Regions from separate parts of the Mus musculus genome. Here region 1 is linked to region 2. A link is a loop called in an ENCODE intact Hi-C map of the cell type or tissue named here. Cell type or tissue: heart. All regions are shown on one strand.

Region 1 (2,500 bases), 58 kb after region 2:
GGTGTTTGAATCGCATAGATTGTGTTAGAGAATTTGCCCGCTACAGGGGCAATTGAAAGCCAAATGTGCAGCTGTGCCGCGACTGCCTCCACGTCTCTGGTGCACACAGACTGGATGAAGGAGGACACCTGTAGCTGCTTTCTGTGTTTAACTGCTGCATCTGCCCCCAGGCTTTTGTTCATAGTGGATTTTGACTGGAAGCCCTATTTTTCATTTTACTCAACAAATCTTTCTTTTGCAGAAGTCATGAAGCAGTCTTTAAATACAGTAGAATTACAAGCAGGTACACACTGCTAAGGACATTGCTCAGAGAGGCAGTAACAGGGTCTTTCAGCTCTCCCTTGGCGGGGTGGGGGCGGGGGGTTAAATGCGCAGATGCACTGCACATTAAGAAATGATGCTTTAAACAGTCTGGGTGAAACAGCTTGCGGAGCCTGCTGCTTCTCTCCTCCTTGAGGGTCCTGGGAATTGGACTCAGGTTCTCAGACTTGGCAGCAAGCACCTGCTGAGGTCTGCTCTTCTGATATGTTTTTGTAATGATAAGTACCGGCCCCATAGCCTGGCTGCTCCCTGGAAGGAGAGGATCTGCATGGACAATGTGACCTTGCTTCCTGATTAAAAGTATTGGTTAAATAAAGACGCCAACAGCCAATGGCTGGGCAGAAGAGACATGTGAGTGGTTTGGGTTTTCCAGGCTTGGAGTTGGAGGAGACCCTGAGGAGGCAGAAGAGGAGGAAGTGGAAAAAGGAGAGAGAGGACACCAGGGGTAAAAATCCTAAAATAATGGCCACGTAGGATGGCTGATTGGAGTTAAGAGCAGTGTTCTCTGACCCAAAGATGTCAGGATGCTGGGTGACATCACTAAGCCAGATGTGCCCTTTCTGTGGTCTTCCCCCACCCCAACCTTGAGGATTTACCTTCCCTACTTCAGCTGGTGGTGGGGCCTGTGGTTGGCCACTTCCTTTCACCAGATGAGAACCTATCAGGGCTCGCCCATAGAAATGGTGTGTGCGCTACTGCCACCTTGTGGCCGTATGTTCTTCACTCGCGCAGCACCATAAAAATTCAGTGCCAGAAACCTGAGCAGCGTGCATTTTTCCTGGCCACATCTTATCAAGCCACTGCTAATGCTGGATGTTGAAACTACGAGCGATAAAGCGGATCATAGGTTTCAATGTGGCAAGTCCTGTAAGGACAGTAATGTCCACGTGACAGCAAGTTAAAATGGTTAAGTGCCTAGCTCTCTCTCTCTGTGGAGTGATGACAGATGTGTCTACTCATTAAGCAGAAACTTTGCCTTGGTGAAGCATTTTTGTCGTGGAAAGAGTTATGGAAAGAGAACATGACAGATAAAAATGTCTTCTAAAGGAATCTACAGCAGTTGAAATGTGGACATCGGATACAGTAGAATTTCTAAAGTACTGTCCCACCGAGATTTCCTCACCCCAGTTCCTAGAACCTGTGAATCTATCCCACCTGTGAATATACCACGTGATTTGATGGGCCATACTCCAGGAAATTATCTATGCAGGCCCAATCTAATGTCTTTTTTTTTTTTAACATTTATTTATTTGGTGAGCGTGTGCGCACACACTCATTCATGCACACAAGAGCAAGCACGCAAACACATATGTAGATGTCCCCTTCGGGGCATGTGCTCACCCCGTGGTACTCATGCCAAGAGCTGGTTTTCTCTTTCTATCAAGGGTCCCAGGGATCAAGCTCAGGTTGCCAGTCCTGACTGCAGCCCCCTTCACCGCCTGGGCTCCTCTTGCTGACCCCACAGAAGCTCTCTGAAAAAGTTATTATTTGTACCGGGTGTGGTGGCTCACACCTTTCATCTCAGTACTTCGGGAAGCAGAGGCAGGTAGATCTCTGTGAGTTTACAGCCACCCTGGTGGCTTCCAATAAGATACCAGGCCAGACAGACGTACATAGTGAGTCTGTGTCTTAACAAAGTTATTTGGTTTTTAAATCATGGCAAACTACGTACATAATTCATCATCGTTCCCCATCGTAAGTGCGCACTATAGCAGTTTAACTGTGCTCGCATTAGGTGGCCAGCTGCCAGTACACTCCTAGTTCAGCTGAAGTTGAGGACCACTGAACAACAGTCTCCTCTCTCCTCACTTGCTGTCCTGCTGTATTGTTATTCTTGCTCAAACTGTACATGGAACTCCTATCAACATTAGAGGAAGTGACACAAAATTGTCTCTTGCTGCGCACATAAAGGGTTTTTCTTTGTGACTCAGTTGGTCTGGATTTTTCAGTTCTCTCAGTCAGAAATCCATTGACATTAAAGAAAGCGTCAGACTGCAGCATCAGTTTGACCAATTGGACGTATGCTTTCATTTCTTCCATTTTCAGTGGGAGGTGGTGCCCTGGTGCACGTGTGGAGTCAGAGAGCAATTGTGGGAGTCAGTTCCCACCTTCCACTCAGACTCGTGGAGTCAGATTCGGTCATAGGGCTCAGACACGAGCATCTTCACCCTTCCCGAAA
Region 2 (2,500 bases):
AAACATTAATTACCCAAGCCTATAAATTACTAAAAGGCAATCTCATCCTTAAAATGTTTTGCGTACAATTGAATTTGCAGAGTAGAATGTCAAAAAAAGACTTGTCATTCAGAATCCAAAAGAGGACAGGAGGAACTTTCCATCTGGGGTATACCTGGAGATCTAGAATGTGTTAGACTTAACAGTACAAGATCAGTCTTTACGTAACAATCTTTCCCCAAATTCCCTAAGTATTCCACATTTTATTAGACACAGAATGATTATCATAGTTAAGTAATACCCAACTAAAGACAGGTTCAAAATCAGATACAGAAAATCTACACAGATGCTTATTAGAGTAGAAAGCTGTAAATGCTGTAAACCATGCCTGGCTATATTTTCCTATTCTCACCAAAAAGATGGCCCAACAGTTATAGGCACATACTATTTGTATAGAGGACAGTTTTAGTTTCCCAACTCCCACTCTTGGTGCCCCCTCACAACTGTCCTTTAACTACAGCTCCTGGTGATCTAGCATTCTCTTCTGGACTCCAAAACATCTGCATTCACGCGCACATTACCACCCACAAACAGTTTAGCACCAAAATAAGTTTATTAAAATTAATTTGGAGGCTGAAGCAATAGTTCAGTAGGTAAGAGCTCAGGCTAAACAAAAAGACCTGAGTTCAAATCCCCGCCGCCCATGAAAAGCTGTGCGTGCTTGAACCCTAGCATTGGTGGTAAAGTCAGGCAGACACTGAGAGTTACTAAGAACTTCTGGTTTAATGACAGAACCTAGCCAAGTGAAATAAAAGTATACAAGAGGAGTTTAATGACAGAACCTAGCCAAGTGAAATAAAAGTATACAAGAGGAAGATACCTCTGGCTTCTGATATATTACACTAAAAATAAACTGCCATTATGTGAAAAAAAAACTCACTAGGAAAATGCCCTACCAACATATTTTTAACTTTAGACAAAAATCCCTTTAAAATTTATTTTCCCTGATGAAGTATCAACCCAAAACACCCAAACCCACTAACTTTTTTTTCCTTTTTAAAAGATCTCAGTCTAGCCTCAGACTCACTCAGATTAACCAAGGACGATCTTGACTTCAGATCCTCCCGCCCCTATTCCCAAAAGTGCCATTGTTTAGGCATGTGCCACACCTGATTTATAGAACACTGGGGGTGGGGTGGGGGGTGAGTGGGAGAAGATTGAACAGTGAGCTTTGTGCATGCTAGGCAAGCATGTTATACTGAGATACATCCCCAATCTTGCAAGCAACTTTTTTTTTTTAAAAGATTTATTTATTTATTATATGTAAGTACACTGTAGCTGTAGTCAGACGCACCAGAAGAGGGCATCAGATCTCTGTTACAGGTGGTTGTGAGCCACCATGTGGTTGCTGGGATTTGAACTTCGGACCTTTGGAAGAGCAGTCGGGTGCTTACCCCCTGAGCCATCTCACCAGCCCGCAAGCAACTTTTAATTAAAATGTTGGCATAATAAAGTCACAGTAGCTGAAAACTATTATATTGAAATTATCATTTTACCTTTAGAAATAGTTAAAGCAGGAGACCACTGTGATCTTAGAATATCAAGACAAATGCTGCCATTACTGTTAATATTTGGATGATAAATTCTTGTTGTAAATGCAACCTAAAAAAAACAAATCACATGACACAACCTTTAGATGGCTTTTGCAAATGAAAATAAGTATACTTTAAAAAGCAAGGCTTAAAATACTAAGTCTCACCAGTGATCATAGTAATGAGAGAATATAAGGAGACAGGAAAATGTGATCAAAGCACGCATAACCATATAAGGAAATATTTATATATGGGAAATTTCAACAAAATCAATTTTAGGTAATAAAAGCTAGTTTTAAAAAGTTAACATCAGCCTCAGCACGGAAAAAGTAATTAACTTCGCTTTGAAGGTTAACTCTAGTAGTATAGCTTAACTATCAGAAGGCAGGCAATCTGTGAAAGGGAACTTAGGACCCTCAATGTAGGATACAGGCATATATTCAAATTCTATTCCCACTGCTGACACAACAAACTGAGTATAAGCTTTATACCCAAAGGAACTTGACTTTCTTACTACACTGTACTTTTAACATGACTAAAGAGGGTTAGAAAAACACCATAATTTAATACACATTATTTTCTAGTCATTCACATACCATGAATTTGAACTAATAGTTCTGAGAGAAAAAAAAAATCAAGGACTATACGCTCTGAACTCATTACTCTGCTTTAGCCTACAGAATACCAGGATTAAAGGTGTTGTTATAGATCCAGCAACTTAACCTTTAACACTATAGTCACCTAAGTGCATTAAAAGCAACTAGAACATAAGGCAAGTTGACTCTACAGCTTACTTACTAGACTCCAATACTTAGCTTAAGCATGGAAATACTTGAGCTTTGCAACTTCAAAAAGGCAAATCTTTTCTACATTACAGTGTTAAAATCTTTTGTCTAATCTTAGAAGTTAGGCATGAGTAAAGTATGTGG

What was found. A loop is a pair of places that touch in the nucleus more often than their neighbours do. Peaks named below come from ENCODE experiments on the same cell type or tissue, not always from the same donor. Only the 100,000 strongest peaks of a DNase experiment are listed, where the experiment ranks them.
Region 1: it touches region 2 in a loop (2.0-fold over the local background); 3 of 42 quality-filtered maps call a loop at or near these places.

What each region holds. Positions count from the first base shown.
Region 1 is chr3:135,400,984-135,403,483 of GRCm38, reverse strand. No RefSeq gene overlaps it. Among named protein-coding and RNA genes, the nearest start is that of Cisd2, 21 kb to the left of the region's middle. In heart, a CTCF peak has its summit at 1,028 (motif pointing left); a DNase peak (open chromatin) is centred at 1,013; H3K27ac peaks cover 897 bases.
Region 2 is chr3:135,459,116-135,461,615 of GRCm38, reverse strand. Ube2d3 (ubiquitin-conjugating enzyme E2D 3) reads right to left here. Exons shown (of 7, transcript NM_001356597.1): 5 at 1,536-1,641. Among named protein-coding and RNA genes, the nearest start is that of Ube2d3, 21 kb to the right of the region's middle. In heart, a CTCF peak has its summit at 1,328 (motif pointing right); no DNase peak of the experiment used is centred here.